2 separate regions of the Homo sapiens genome follow, and region 1 is linked to region 2. The links are chromatin loops, found by intact Hi-C in ENCODE. Cell type or tissue: Caco-2. All regions are shown on one strand. Each heading gives the region's core, and the rest is flanking DNA. Links, peaks and the distances in the headings are about the cores only.

What was found. Peaks named below come from ENCODE experiments on the same cell type or tissue, not always from the same donor. Only the 100,000 strongest peaks of a DNase experiment are listed, where the experiment ranks them.
Region 1: it touches region 2 in a loop (15-fold over the local background); 1 of 110 quality-filtered maps calls a loop at or near these places.

The regions. Positions count from the first base shown.
Region 1 is chr4:38,272,152-38,280,486 of GRCh38, forward strand. LOC124900694 (a long non-coding RNA gene) reads right to left here and starts at 7,725. Exons shown (of 2, transcript XR_007058100.1): 1 at 7,520-7,725; 2 at 4,026-4,483. LOC105374409 (a long non-coding RNA gene) reads left to right here and starts at 7,831. Exons shown (of 2, transcript NR_188373.1): 1 at 7,831-7,938. RefSeq lists an enhancer at 6,855-7,024. In Caco-2, for the core only: no CTCF peak of the experiment used is centred there; DNase peaks (open chromatin) are centred at 3,340 and 7,650.
Region 2 is chr4:38,420,179-38,428,513 of GRCh38, forward strand. It overlaps LINC01258 (long intergenic non-protein coding RNA 1258), which reads right to left. Exons shown (of 8, transcript NR_110951.1): 8 at 484-1,134. Among named protein-coding and RNA genes, the nearest start is that of LINC02513, 57 kb to the left of the region's middle. RefSeq lists an enhancer at 4,508-5,040. In Caco-2, for the core only: no CTCF peak of the experiment used is centred there; DNase peaks (open chromatin) are centred at 4,203 and 4,583.

The DNA of each region.
Region 1 (8,335 bases), core at 34-8,033, 150 kb before region 2:
GAACACAGGAGGCAGAGGTTGCAGTGAGTCGAGATCGCACCACTGCACTTCAGCCTGGGCAGCAAAGTGAGATTCATCTCAAAAAAAAAAAAAAAAGAAATAGCTCCTATGTGGTTATGCCACCAATTCCATACAGTGTCAAATTCTTCTATTTCATTTTGGTTTTTATCTTTAGGAATTTAAAACATTTTAATTTCAAAATTGCATAAAATATTTACATAGTCCCTAACTCAAATCTATAAACCACGGTGCATTTAGAAAAGTCTAGCTTCCATTTCTGTATTTTTTTTACCCTATTCTTTCCCCTTCCATTTAAAAATAGTTTTGTTCTTCCCTTCCATTTTAAAACATAAGCAAATATATATTTGCTATATTCCCCTTTTCCAGATAAGTTATGCAAACTTTTTTTAAAAATAGACTTTATTTTTTAGAGCAGTTTTAGGTTTACGAGAGAGTTCCCATATGCCCTCTACCCCCACACATGCATATCTCTTAGGATGAACATCCCCTACCAGAGTGGACCATTTGCTACAATGGATGAACCAACATTGACACATCATTATCATCCAAAATCTATAGTTTACGTTAGGGTTCACTCTTGGTGTTGTACATTCTATGGGTCTGGACAAAGGTAAAATTACATGTATCTACCACTATAGTATCGTACAGAATAGTTTCACTGCCCTAAAAATCCTCTGTGTTCCAGCTATTCATTCTTCTCTCTCTCTAACTCAGCTATGCAAACTTTATAAACCTTTTTTTTAAAACCCAGCAACCTGGAGATCACTGCAGGCTATTGAGACCTCCCCCATTTCTTTTTATACTTAGAGTCCTCTGCAGTGTATGCAATGTGTGGCAGTATAAATTACTCCATTTCTGTGCATTTAACTGGCTACATTACACAATTGCATTATACGGATACAAGATTTATTTTGCCAATCCCTTATTATAAGTTATTTAGGTTTTTACAGAAATTGTATTTGCTCATAATCAACACTGAGATGAGTTTTAAATATATACACATTCTGCTTGAACTTCTGACTATATCACTAGAATGGGTTTCTATCTAAAAAGTTACTGAGTACATCACACAGCTTTTGCAAAACAAACTAGGCCAAAACTTACTGACTTAAAATAACCACAATTGTTTACCTCACAGTTCTGGGGTCAGTAATTTAGGTTGGCTTCATCTAGATGGTTCTTACAATCTAGACAGGGCTGAACCATGCATTTGTAGTTAGGGGCTAGATGGGGCAGGGGCTAGCTTGTTTAAGCTGGAGGCAGCTAGGACAGCTTGTCTCTGCTTCATGTGGTCTCATCCTTCAGCAGGCTGGCACTGGCTTGTCACATTAGAGTTGGACAGGGTTCCAAGAGAGCAAGCAGAAGTGTGCAAGGCTTAAAATTGGCACATCCTCATTTCTGGTGCATTCTATTGTCTAAGTCAGTCACAAGGCCAGCCCAGATTCAAGGAGTGGGGAACTAGACTCCATCCTTTGATAAGAGGAGCTATATAAATGACATCCTAACACAGGGAGGGGCAGAGATGCAGGGCCAGTTTGAAAGCAATCTACAACTTCAAGTCAAAGAATATGAACTTTTATAAGCTCCTAGTATGTACTGGAAGGTTTCCAGTCTTTTATTTTTTATTTATTTATTTATTTTTGAGATAGGGGCCTCAGTCTGTCACCCAGGCTGGAGTGCAGTTGTGCTATCTTGGCTTACCACAGCCTTGACCTCCTGCGCTCAGGTTATCCTCCTACCTCTGCTTCCTGAGTAGCTGGGACTACAGGTGCACATGCCATCATGCCTGGCTAATTTTTTTATTTTTCAAGAAGACAAGGCCTCACTACATTGCCCAGGTTGATCTTGAACTCCTTAGGCCCAAGCAATTCTCCCGTCTCGGGCTTCCAAAGTGTTGGGATTACAGGCGTGAGCCACTGCACCAGGCCTTCATTCTTTTATCCTCTTTTTCCCATATGACAGAATTTCACTCAGTGTAAATAGGCTGCCCTCCATTTCCATCTGGGCATAAATCCCTAGGGGCAATCATGAGTATTAATAAAATTATAGGAAGTATGCACTTGGAGCCTCACTTGCCTGAAGTGCCTATGAGGTGAATCCATGCAATGCATAGCTCAACAAATTCAACCTCAACAAATTCAACCTGGTTGCCTAACGTGGGTATAAGGATTCCATTTTGCTCATGGCCCAGTCTGGTAGACCATATTTCTGGGAAGGCAGTATCAGTATCTGGATTTGATTTGAATCAAATTACAATTACTCTGGAGCTACTCCAGGTTATACCCCAATATTCATACCGTCTCCACCTTCTCTTCTAGCTCCTCATGGAGTGATCCGGATCAGAGTAGAAGGACTCTCCAGCTGGCAGAGCAGAGGCAGCAGTGCCCTGGGAGACAGGGGAGTGGATTCTACCCCGTCTCTGCTACTTTCTAGCTGATATGGTTTGGCTCTGTGTCCCCACCTAAATCTCACGTTGAATTGTAATCCCCAATGTTGAGAGAAGGACCTGGTGGAAGGTGATTGAATCATGGGGGTGAACATTCTCCTTGCTGTTCTTGTGACAGAGTTCTCATGAGATCTGGTTGTTTGAAAGTGTGTAGCACTTCCCTGCTTTGCTGTCTCTCTCTCTCTCTCTCTCCTTCCTTACTGTGTGAAGATTGTACCTACTTCCCCTTTGCCTTCCACCATGATTGTAAGTTTCCTGAGGTCTCCCCAGCCATGCCTCCTGTCTAGCCCGCAGAACTGTGAGTCAACTAAATCTCTTTTCTCCATAAATTACTCAGTCTCAGGTATATCTTTATAACAGTGTGAGAACAGATTGATAGACTAGCTTTGTGTCATTAGAGAATCGTCATCTTTCTGAGCCTCAGTTTCCTCATCTGTAAAATTGAAAGAATAATCCCTACCTCATGGAGTCGAGATGAGGATTTGATGTAATATGGTGTAATATAATACAGTAAAAGAACCCCTTCCCTTTACTCCCAGCTTTAATATTTGAGGACAACTCCTAGCTGGCAAGAGGCGTGGGAGAAGTAGAGTAAATCTTCCGTTAGGCCTCAAGTGTCTCAGACCTCTCAAGACACAAGGACCAGGGCTTCCCTTTGTCTAAGCATCTGGCTGGTGGCAATGAACATTTTATAGATGTAAGTAGTTGCTTTAAGGAATTTCAGCAATGACATAGTTCAGGTCAAAGATTTAAAGAACACGGTGCGCAGACCTGGGCTGAAGCTGTGGCTGGCCACGCTACTTCCTTAATGTAGATGAGCGTTTGTGCAAGACCTCATCCATGGAGGCTGCTGCCTCTTCACAAACCCCACCTTCACCACTGCAGGCTCATGCAGGTGTCAAGTGGCACCAGGAGAGCAAATTTGTTTGGTTAAATGTCTGACTCATCATTCATAGCTTGACAGGTTTCTGAGCTTGCTTCAGACTTGACTTGAAAGAAAAAGGTGGGAGCTGGCAGAGAGGAAATAGGATCCTTTTATTACAGAACACTTTCCTGAGGGGTTGTTTTCTTGAATGTTAATCCAGACCCAGGTTGTTATTCTAAAGGTGCACTGGAGCCAAACTTCAGGATGGAGCTCAGCTGTTAACCCATTAGTGACTCACCCAATCATGGAGACCCAGGGATTTGTGTGAGGGCTGAGATGCTGCAAGACCTGCTGATTGGGAGCCAAGGATTCTGACTTTTCTCTGCAGACTGAAGGTTCCCTTTCGTCATTTGCCCTTCAGACCTGGAATCCTTGCTTATCAGTGGGAAGTGGCTGTCTGCTGGATCCCATTTGATATCCCTGAGCCTGGGAACTATCTGGTAATGAGTTTCATCTGGAACTAAGTCTGGACCAATATGGATTGTCATTTGCATGGGGTGTATGGTGGCTACCCTGAATGCCAAGTGAAATAAATGTGAAAGCAAAAACACAGGCCCCACCAGTGAGGGTCAGGGGATGTTACTCAGCAAGGTTAGCAAACTACAACACACAGGTCAAATCCAGCCTGCTGTCTGTTTTTTATAAATAAAATTTTATTGGAACGCAGTCACGCTCGTCTTTTTAAATGTATTGCCTATGGCTGCTTTTGTGCTAAAGTAGTAGAGTGCAGTGGCTGTGACAGAGACTGCATGACTGGCAAAGCCAAAAATGTTTACTACCTGGCCCTGGGTTAGGAAAATGCTCACCAACCCCTGGGTTAGATGCACCCTTCCAGAAACACAACCCCTTTCCTACTGACCAGCCCTGTGGACATGCTTTCTCTAGCCAGTGTCCATCTTGAATGCAGGTAACGGCCTGGCCTCAGAGCTGAGGGCACCTGGTGCTGGGCCCATGGCCCTTCAGAGGCTAGCAAACCAGTGCTTCCACAGAAGGCTCAGGAAGATGGGGTGGAGGGTGTGGTGGGCAGCTCCTCTCTGCTGGGCAGCTCCTCTCTGCTGTTGACCCTCACTGGATTCATCATCTAGGGTGTTCTAGTAAGTAATGAAGAAACAAAGAAATTCCTTTGATCAGGGCTATATAAATTTCCTAGGGCTGGTGTAACAAAGTACCACAAACAGACTGACCTACACAAAAGGAACTTATCATCTCAGCTGGGCGCTGTGGCTCACACCTGTAATCCCAGCACTTTGGGAGGCCGAGGCAGGCAGATCACCTGAGGTCAGGAATTTGAGACCAGCCTGGCCAACATGGTAAAACCCCGTCTCTACTAAAAATACAAAAATTAGCCGGGCGTGGTGGTGCATGCCTGTAATTCCCAGCTACTCAGGAGGCTGAGGCCGGAGAATCGCTTGAACCTGGGAGGCGGAGGTTGCAGTGAGCCAAGATTGCGCCATTGCACTCCAGCCCGGGTGACAGAGCGAGACTCTGTCTCAAAAAAGAAAAAAAAAAAAAAGAAATTTATTATCTCACAGTTCTGGAGGCCAAAATCCAAAAATCAAGATGTGGGCCGGCCATACTCCCTCTGATAGTGCTAGGAAAGGATCTGCTCCAGGCCCTTCTCCTGGCTCTGGTAGTTCCTTCGTTTACAGATGATGTTGTCTTTGTTTGTTTCCATTGTCTTCCCTCTGTTTGTCTCTGCATCCAAATTTTCCCCTTTATTAAGGACTCAGTCACGTTGGATTAGAGCCTACCCCAAACACTTTATTTTAACTAATTACACTTGCAACGATCCTGTTGCAACCTCACATTCTGAGGTACCAGGGGTTAGAAGTTCAACATACGAACTTTAGAGGTGGTGGGGGGGCGGTACAATTCAACCTAGAGCAGGAGCTCTGTGTCACTGCAAGGCCTATGTCATACAATAACACGAAAATCTTATGACTGCGATAAAGAGAAAAAAAATCTGTAACATATGGCTCAATAATTGGTGATTAAACTTCTATTCTGTACAAGCTACGATGCTCCATTCTGAATCATTTAAACTTTATGAGAACCCTTTGCAAATGAGAAAATGAGTCCCAAGGTGTTTAATTTCTCAAACAGTAGAGCAGATTTCAAACCCTGGTCTGCCTGGTTTTGAAACCCTCTCCCTGTTCACTAGGCCAGTAGTTCTCAAACTATTATCCTGGAACCAGTGATACCAGGATCACCTGGCAACTTGTTAGTAATGCAAAGCTTCAGGCCCCACCTCACACATACTGAACCAAAAACTCTGCTACAGTAGCAGAAGGGGACTGTGGCCAAAGTTCTGGAATCCATGAATTGGGCCAGGCCTGAGAGCAGGCAGGTTGACATTTATTAGCTACGTAAGTGCCAGGCACATGGCTGATTGGCTTCATTTAGGCTGTTTTATATGATTGTGGTAGGCAGAAAATGGCATCCCCAAAAGGTCCAAATCCTAATCCCCAGAACCGTGAAGGTGTTCCCTTACATGGTAAAAGCGTCTTTGCAGATGTGATGAAATTAAAGATCTTGAGATGGGCAGATTATCTTGGGTTCTCTAAGGGGGGCCAACAAAATCTCAAGGTCTTTATCAAGGAAAGAGGTAGGGAGGAAAGTCAGTTAGAGAATGTGTGAGGATGCTTACACTGGTGGCCTTGAAGATGGAAGTAGGGGCCACGAGCCCAGGAATGGAGACAGCCTCTAGAAGTTGGGAAAGGCAAGGAAATGAATTCTCCCCTAGAGCCTACAGAGAGAGAGAGCTGCCAACACCTTGATTTTATCCCAGTGAAATCCATTTTGGACTTCTGACCTCTGAAACTGTAAGATAATAAATGTGTTATTTTAATCTACTATGTGTGGTAATGTATTCATTTGTTACAGCAGCAACAGGAAACAGATACACTGTATCTGATTGGTTAATGTGTTTCGATCCAGGCAAATATCCAACTTCAAGCTACAAAAGCCAATGCCCGCAGCAGCCTTGTTCCTGGCAACCAGACCTCTCCACTGCTGAATCAGAAAGCTATTAATAGTCCAAAGACCCACCATCCACGGAGGCCAACTTGGCCTTCTCCAACAAGGAAGCTAACAGGTAATAGCGGTTTCAATGACATGGAGTCTAAACCAGTGGGTCTCGGGCTGTGATGTGCATACAAATCACCTGCAAAGCTGATTAGAATGTAGGTTCCGAGGCTGGGCACGGTGGCTCACACCTGTAATCCCAGCACTTTGGGAGGCCGAGGCGGGCAGATCACGAGGTCAGGAGATTGAGACCATCCTGGCTAACATGGTGAAACCCCGTCTCTACTAAAAATACAAAAAAATTAGCCAGGTGTGGTGGCAGGCGCCTGTAGTCCCAGCTATTTGGGAGGCTGAGGCAGGAGAATGGCGTGAACCCGGGAGGCGGAGCTTGCAGTGAGCAGAGATCGCGCCACTGCACTCCAGCCTGGGCGACAGAGCGAGACTCTGTCTCAAAAAAAAAAAAAAAAAAAAAAAAGAATGTAGGTTCCGCTTCAGAAGGCCTGGCATTCTTCATTTCTAACAAGCTCCCACCGGGTGATGTTATTGGCTGTCAGGGGCACGTGCATAGCAAGCCATGGATGCCTACTCATCAGAGACCACCACCTCCTCAGAGTCCCTCTGCATTTACGGGTCTAGGTGAGGGCTTTCAAAATCGGATGGGTCGTCAGCCTCACCTGGGCGCCTGTCAACAAAGGGTGGACTCCACCCCGGGCCTGCAGAACCAGGAATCTACAAGTCTATTGGGCGCCTCCATTCTGAGGCCAGTGGTTTATGCACAGGTGTTTGAACACAACTGCTTGAAATCACAAAAGCAAACAACTCCTCAACAGATTACCTGCACCTCCATTCTGAGTTTGTACAGAATCAGTGCCATTATCTGAAATATGAAATACTTATCCCCTGATCACTCCTCTTTCCTCCTCATCTTAGGACCTCAAGCACTTCAAAGCCTGAGCGAACCCCCCAGAGAAGGTGGCTTGGCCACAGAGGGAGCCCCACAGAGACCCCTGCGAGGCTGAGCAGGGGGACACTGAGCTCCCACTGCAGGGTCAGGGCCAGCTAAACTCTATGGCTTCCTTGCTTTCTGGATCCCAAGCTCTCACCTCCAGCCAGACATTACTAGTGTGAATTCCACCTCCTTTTGCTGGGGAGGGCAAAGTGCAGCAGCCTGCAGGTACAATTTACTCCAGCATGGGCTCATAAAACACTGCAAATGAAACTTCAAAGGCCGTGGGCAGCCACCGCCCATGGGTCCACCTTTCTCCAACCCTCATTAGCCGCCCACCCTTGGAGTTCTCCTCCAGGGTGATCTCAGCTCCCTTCCCTACCCCACCCTCTATTAAGGCTTCCATTAAGTAAGCTGGTTTTATGACATCAGCAGTGATTAAACTGACCTGATTTCTCCCAGGCTGGCAGAGTCAAGAGCCCGAGTCAATAGGAAACCAGTTCCAAGGGACTCAGCTAAGCCACTCAGAGAAAAAAAGACCTGAGCTTTATTCGGAGAGGAAAAAAAAAAAAAATGGTATGCAGCTGCAGCTTACCCCGCATGACACTGCACAGAATCCCAAAGAAATAGAGCGGGAGAGACCCAGCCGTGCCTGCAGCCTGCCCCTCTCTCGGCTTGTGGCTAGGATTAGGGAAATGCTCTGACCTATACACATGGATGGACATTTGCTCAAAAGAGTTGGTATAACTAGCACTATTTCCCTTGGGGACAGTGGCAGCCTCCTGCCAGGTCATCTTGTTTGCTGGGCTTACTCTGGGATTTGCCAGCCCCATCCTTCCACCTAGGTCTCCTCGGACCCACCACACTGCCTCTGGCTTCTTTTTTCATGCTTTGTCCCACACCTGGAGTAGCTTTTTTTTTTTTTTTTTTTTTTTTTTTGCCTTATCTAGTAAACTCCTACTCATCCCTCAAA
Region 2 (8,335 bases), core at 94-8,093:
TCTTACGCGCCCTCCAAACTGTTCCAACCTCTTCCTGTTACCTTTCAAAGTTGCTTCCACATTTTTGGGTATCTTTTCAGCAGTGCCTGACTCTAGTGGTACCAATTTACTGTATTAGTTTGTTTTCATGCTGCTGATAAAGACATACCCGAGACTGGGCAATTTACAAAGGATAGAGGTTTAATGGAGAGCTCACAGTTCCATGTGGCTGGGGAGGCCTCACAATCACGGCAGATGGCAAGGAGGAGCAAGTCACATCTTACATGGATGGCAGCAGGCAAAAAGAGGGCTTGCGCAGGGAAACTCCCATTTTTAAAATCATCAGATCTCATGAGACCCATTCACTATCACTAGAACAGCATGGGAAAGACCCACCCCCATGATTCAGCCATTTCCCACTGGGTCCCTCTCACAACACGTGGGAATTATGGGAACTATAAGATGAGATTTGGGTGGGGACAGAGAGCCAAACCATATCATACTGGTTATCCAAGACACTGATTTAATGACTCCCACAATGGGATGACCTATAGTTTGAAAAACACTGATCTAGACTGGGGGTTGTAAACTCAAATGCTGAAAGTGGCTGGATGAGTGAGCGGAGAGGGCTGTGTGGAGACTATGAGTAAACACAGAGCATATGACCCTTTGAAAGGGCACAACAACTGTTCAGCTCCAATCAGTCTTTTCTATGTGGAATATACTTAGAACTGTTGCTGGAACTTCTGATGGTTTAAGAGAAGTCATATATCCAGATATTTTTGTAAAACTTCCCAATTTAGAAGTGTGGCAAATAATTATTTAAAATTTCAAATACTTGCCAGCCAAACAAAACAAATTTCTTAAATGGGATTGGTCTGATCAAAGATTAATTTTCTAGTTCCAGGGGTAAAACTGGAAGCAGGTTCTTTTTCCTCTAAATGAGAATGTGGAATCCCCCAAAACTGATATAGCACAATCCTTCTGTCCTCACATGACCCAGTGGGGAGGGAAGGAAGGAAGGATCCTCTGCTGAAGAAAGGAGTTGAAAGTGACCAGTTCTCCTTGAATGAGGCTGTGTTGGGTGTCCACTGATGCCCAAGAACAGAAGGAATCAGTCATTCCATCAGCACATAGTCCCCAGCTTATCCTTGCCTAGTCAAAGAAGTGAAAGAAGCTCCATTAGCTGGTCTCAGCCCAAGCTGTCCCTCAGTAATGGCTATAGGGTCCTTTATCTTTGAAAGCTCAGTTAGTTCTTACTTGTACATATACTGGCTAGGCATCCAGGAGCTGGGCTGCCAAGGTACAAAAGCCTATCAATTATCTAAAAACATCTATAAGGAAAACATACTTCAATTTCAAACATAAATCCTACTACTGTATCATTAAAAGGTTGTATCAGACAGCTTTATATTTAAATATCTGGATTTTACCTATTAGGTTAAGCCATGTAAAATCGCCAATATTCCAACATTTTTAAAATAAGCTTTTAATTTGGAATAATTTTAGATTTTTGGAATTCATAGAAAAGTTGCCAAGATTATAGAGAGAATTCCTATACACATCTTTTACCTCATTTCCCCTAATGTTAGCATGTTACACAATGGTCTTAGTTCATTTCATATTGCTATAAAAGAACACATGAAGCTGGGTAATTTATAAACAATAGAAGTCTATTTTGTTCAGGGTTGTGAAGGCTGGGAAGTCTAAGAGCATGGGTCCAGCATCTGGTGAGGGCTTTTGTGCAGTGTCATCACATGGCTGAAGGTAGAAGGGCAAGACAGCATGAGAGTGAAAGTGCAAGAGCAGGAGGAGGCTCAACTCACTTTTGTTGTTGTTGTTGTTTGTTCATTTTGAGGAAGGGTTTTTCTCTATCACCCAGGCTAGAGTGCAGTGACATGATCTCGGCTCACTGCAAGCTCTGTCTCCTGCGTTCATGCCATTCTCCTGCCTCAGCCTCCCGAGTAGCTGGGACTACAGGCGCCCACCACCACACCCGGCTAATTTTTTGTGTTTTTAGTAGAGACCGGGTTTCACCGTGTTAGCCAGGATGGTCTCAATCTCCTGACCTCGTGATCCACCCACCTTGGCCTCCCAACGTGCTGGGATTACAGGCATGAGCCACGGTGCCAGGCCATACCTGACTAATTTTTTTTCGTTCTTTGTAGAGACAGGGTCTCACTATGTTATCCAGGCTGATCTGGAACTCCTGGCCTCAAGCAATCCTCCTGCCTCAGACTCCCAAAATGCTGGGATTATAGGTGTGAAACACCATGCCTGGCCTGAACTCACTTTTCTAACAAACCTACTCTCACCAAACAAACCCACTTCCATGTAATGAAATTAATCTATTCATGATGTCAGAGCTGTCGTGACCTAATCACCTATTAAGTCTTATCTCCTAACTTTGTTGCATTGGGGATTATGTTTCCAACACATGAACTTTAGGGGACACATTCAAACCATAGAAATAACCAAGATACATGTAGAAAAACTAAGAAATTCACATTGGCACATTATTATTAGCTGAACTACTTCATTTGGATTTCATCGGTTTTTTCATTAATATCTTTTTTCTGTTCCAGAATGCATTCTAATCATTTTCTGTTCCATATTGCATTTAATTCAACATTTTGATCTACACAAAAAGGCTATTTTACATGTACCTAATACTTTAGGAATCAAATTAGCAACTAAAGAAGAAAAGTCTTATTACAACATGGCCATTAGGTCCTAGGAAGAAGATTACCTTGGGGAACCGTCATCAACATGCATCCACTGCCAGTTTGAGAAGCTCATCTCATCTGGACTCTAGATACAGCCATAGGCTTCTGAATCTCTGTTGCTTGGCCTAGTGCAGCGTGTGGCATGAAGGAAGTGCCCAATAAACACATGCTGAATATCTACTGCTTGTCCGCAAATAAGAATTAAGTGCCTGGAAACCCAAACAGGGGCAGAAAAGCCACTTCCTGCCCAGAAATTGCTCTGTGATTAATTTCATTGTTCATCTAGAACTAACACCATCTTGAAATACCGATGTTTGCATTAGTTTGCCAGGGCTTCCATAACAAGGTACCACACAGTGGGTGCTTAAACAATAGGAGTTTCTTCTCTCATAGTTCCAGAGGCTGCAAGTCCCAACTCAAAGTGCTGCCAGGGCTGGCTTCTTCTAAGACCACTCTTTTTAGCTTGAGGATGGCCTTCTGCTCCCTGTGCCCCACATACATCTCCCTCCTTGCAGGTCTGTCCAAATCTCTTCTTACAAGGACACCAGAGATCAGATTAGGGCTTACCCCAGTGAACTCATTTTAACTTAATTACCTCTTTAAAGACCCTGTCTCAAAAAACAGTCACATTCTGAGACACTGGGGGTTAGGGATTCAACATACACATTTTGGGGGAATAGAACTCAGTCCGTAATAATGTTGAACACATCTGACGTTTAGGGGTCAAAAAGAAAAATCAGAAGAACTTTCCTGAATCCAGTTATCATTCATCCCCAAAGGCTCGATCTGTTACCCTTTCTCCGGATTATTTTGAATGCTTTACTGCATGACTAGACCTATGTCAGTTGCTATCAGAGAGTGTTGCTTCCTTCCATGTTAATGCAAGCCCCTCAGCAAGATTGGATCTCTAAAATGCCTTCAGCCAGCTTAGTACAATGCCGAAAAGCTCTAGAAGTTACTTTATGTATTTGTTTGACTGACTACAGAAAAACACCCATCTCAGCAACTCATAAAGCAGAAGGAGAGGCATTAGGGGTAGTGTTGTCAGCAGGGCCAGGGGGCAGTGCATAAAGCCCTTTTATCAGTCAAATTCTGTGCTTCAGAGAACCTAGGTCGGTCCAAAGCACATTTTTCTAATTCATTCATGTCTGTGTGCGTGTACACGCGTGCGCACACCAGAAATCATTATAATATTTTTAAAGTGTGTCTACAAGGCTGTGATCTTTGGAGACTTTCAAAAATGAAAACAATCACAGGGTGCAGACATTGCCTGACAGGCAGGGGACTGAAAGCAAAATTAAATAATGAACAGGCCAAGGGCACTGGGGGCAGGAATCTGAAGTAGAAGCCTTCAGAGCAAGCACTTTGATAAAGAAAAGAAAGGCTACCGAAGGAAAAGCAATTAATGGGGAAGGGGCTGGTACTAAAATGAGCCCAGGGAAAGCTGCTGGGGACAGGAGGGAGGGCAGGGTGCACTGGAGAGTGGTGGGGTGGTGGTGGGGGAACCAACGTGCTCGCCAGGCCGTCATTAGCCCAGAATTATCAGGCACCTGAAACAACAAGGTCAAGAATGTGACCTGAACGATAGATGAAATATTTGTTTAGGAAGCCACATGCTGGGAGAAAGACTCAAAGAGTTAAACTGGGGTGCTTACCTTTTCTGATTGTAGAATTAAACAACAACAAAAATACAAGCAAAGCCTATAGATTCATTTTATTAATGTCCTGAAGAAAACTGATCAGATACTGAGTGTGGGGAGACAGCAGGCTCTGTCTGATCTCTCAGTGTAGGGACCAGAAGGGCAGGGGGAGGAACGCGGGCATAGACTGGGCCTCAGCCCCTCCCCAGCAGGGCCAGCAGCCTCGCCAACCAGGGCATCCGGATTCCAGGCCTCCTGGACAAAGGGCCCTTCCCCCCTTGTCAGCCTTCCTGTTCCCTGGGATTGTGTGGCCCAACCCTTTGATCAAACTAGGGTATTATGTCTACAGACAACTGCTTTAAATATCAAGGTTTCAGGGCTGGCTCTTGGGTCCCTCAGCTTCTCCATTAAAAAAAAAAAAAAAAAAAAAAAAGCAAGTATATGCCTGGGCTTTTTAGGATTTCTGTTTTCCACCTTAAAATAACCTGGTCTCTAACAGGGCTTTCCAAAGCTGTCCCAGCCCTTGGAAAATGTCAGAAGATGACCAGGTGGACGCATCATGAACAGAAATCGGCAGCTTAGTGTTTCTGCTGGTTGTGGCCTAAATGCTCTTTTACAATGGAAGGAGAATCTACTCGTGGCCAATGTGAATTTCGAAAAAGTTGTACTTGAAGTAACGGACTGGGAGCCAGGATTCTAGGGTTCCAGACCTGGTTCTGCAGCACACTCTGAGTCTTTTAGTCATTTAGTCTCTCTGGATTAGAGTTTTCCCTTTTTACACAAAAAGGGATGTTTTTGGATGTTTAAACTTGCCAAGCTCTGATGCCAGATTTAAAAATCCTACAATTCTTTCACTGCTATGTATTCCCTAAAAAGAACGTTCTGCCTGACCCTGCAATAACCTAAGTACTATGTATTTCATCAGCTTCAAGAAATAGTTAAATGGAAAGACGAAAATGAAAAACTGTCTCGGATGGTAACACCTTCTCCATAACTCACCAATTTAATAAGGAGCTGGAGTCTAACATGGCCAGATCATAATACCTCTGGGTAACAGTTTTCTGATTTTACTTAGAGAAAATATAATAAAAATGCTATTCTAGATGGATCCATTTCTTTTGCCTCTTGCCCCATAAATCACTTCCCTTTCTAGTCAACAGAAAACCCCTCCCTCACAGTAGTAGCAAGAAAATTGAGGCAGGTGCAAGACAAGAGAAGTAGATCAAGTTGAGATCTATTGAAAATTGCAAAAGATTTGCCATAAAATTGTATTTAACAGAGCAAGAAATTCTGATGTATATCTGAAAGTAGCTTTGCTAAGTTATGATTGCGTTAGCCACATGTGGAAAAGTGCTGAGAATGTCTTATGATTATTATTGGTGACACATTTCCATGTCTTCTATTATCTGAACTCAATGGGATTACTCTTACTAGGTGTACTTATTGAATTTACATAGTGTAGGAGTTCACATTCTGAGGCTTTTCTTCTGGATTGTATGGAAGACGGTTCTGGACATCAGAATCCCAAGGTTTATTTAATTCTTTTTCTGATCTTTGTTTTTACATTTTAAAACATGTTATGAGACCTTATCAATTTCTCAGCACTTCTATTGCCATAATACTTAGGATGAATTAGAGAGCTGCTTTGAGGTTTCTAAGGAGAGCCCTGTCACTGAGTCAGTCTCGACACAAGATCCTCATTTTGGTCCGCAAATCTCAGCCAGAATCAAGACTTCAGTCATTCTCCTGAGACATCCGTTTATGAGGCTGATGTCTAATCTCTGTCTGCTTCCATGCTCAATCTCTTTCTTGAGCCTACCTTATCATACCAAATTTGTTCACCTGGATGTTCTCAGGTATGCTAAATTCAAGTGCTTAAGACTAAATTTGTAATGTTTCCTCCAGAAAGCAACTTCCGTGACACCCTTCATTATATCACTGCTATGGTTTGAATGTCTGTGACCCTCCAAAATTTGAGACCCAATGCAACAGTATCAGGAAATGGGGCCTTTAGGAGGCAGGTTATAGGGGCTCTACCCTCAAGGATGGAATAAGTACCTCATATACCTTCTGCTATATGAGGACACAGCATTTGTCTCCTCCAGAGGACACAGCATTTGAGGTGTCATCTTGGAAGCAAAGACCAGGCTCTCACCAGACACCAAACATGCCAGCACCTTGATCTTGGACTTTCCAGCCTCTAGAACTCTGAGAAATACATCTCCATTGTTTATACATTACTCAATCTAAAGCATTTTGTTACAGCAGCACAAACAGACTAAGATAATCAACAACAATAGTATTTTTCTGGTCACCAGATTTAAACCTCAGCATCATCTCTATATAGTACCTCCCTCTTGCCTGCAGTTTGGTTACTGGGTCATGTCCATTCTTCCTGTGCAGTGTCTTTTTGATCTGTCCTTTCTGGCTGATGCTAGTTGCCATCAATCCCTGATCTTTCAGCTGCCATTTTCTGCCCAACCATCCCATAAATCACTTCCAGATGACTTTATTCACCCAACAATTATCTGATGAGTGCCTACTATGTTATTAAAAAAAAAAACCCAGTAGCACATTGAATGATATCTACAGATCAAGATGTAAACTCCTGAACCCATCACTCAGCCCTACACTGCTGTGGCTAAGCTTGATTGCCATTCACTCTTCTTATATACACCCTCTCTTCTCCAGACAAATAGTTTCACTGAGCTTCCTCTAACTACTTATAGCATTCCTCCTTCTTTAGATTTCCTGCCTGGAAATCCTTTCTTCTTCCTTCATTTGACATTAACCATTTTTCTTATGGTCGTTATTCCATTCACTCAATTCCTATGACTCTGCCGTTCACTCTGTTTCCTTCGCATTTGGCACTTGCAAAAGTGTATTACTCTCTATATTTTCTATATCTTGTCACCTCAAGTGGACCATGAGCACTTCAAGAGAGAGGTAGAGTGTCCACCTTTGTGTCCTATCAGTCTAATTAAATAAATTGCAGGAAGGAAGGAAAATGAACAATCATTGTCTACAGTAGATCAGAGACCTTTATACACTTTTTCCTTTCAATATCTCATTTAATGCTCTAAACCAAAAGGTAGCAAGCTATATCCCATGGGTCAGATCCAGCCTGTCTGGTTTTGTAAATAAAATGTATTGTAATAATGCCACACCTACTCATCTGCATGTTGTCCATGGCTGCTTTTGTGCTACAATGGCAGAGCTGAGTAGCTGTGACAGAGCCTATACAGCCAAGCAAAAACCAAAATATTTACTATCTGTTCCTTTAAGAAAAAGTTGGCGAATCCCTGGTCTAAGCAACTAGAAGAGGTGAGATCTTTTTCTTCTGCTTGTATAGGTGAACAAACAGAAGTTCAGAGAGTTTGGGTAAATTGCTCAAAGTCACACAGCTAATAAGGGACCCAGCAGAAATTTGAAGCTGGGTCTGTGTGATTCCAAAATCTGTAGGCTTTTCATTTGACCAAGGGATATAGTTGGCTATTGCTAATATTTGATGATAGCGAGGTTGTCATCTACATCCTATCCCTTGTATTTTTTTTTTTTTTTACATTTTTGCAGGAAGTAATCCAGTGGCTAGGATTAACTGAGATTTTCCCAGCACATGTCAAATCCCTCTGAATGACCATGCTGCTATAATTTTAGAAGACATTCTGTGTGACGTCACTCCACAGCAGTTATGACATGCTACACGAATGACCTCCAGAAGGGCATGGCTACCTTGAGAGCAAGCACTCTGTCTAGTATTCTCTTATACCCCTGAGCCTCCAGCATGGTCCTGGCATATAATAAACCTCCAACATATATATGTGCAGAATACTAGTTGTGGGAATGACTGTTATTTTGAGATAGAGAAATTATTTTCACGACTACCAGATTTCAGTAGGAATTAAATGGGAAAGTTCCCACTATGGAGTCACAGACCACCTGGATTAAAATGCTGGTGCCATCACTTACCAGGGATGTTATCTCAGGCAA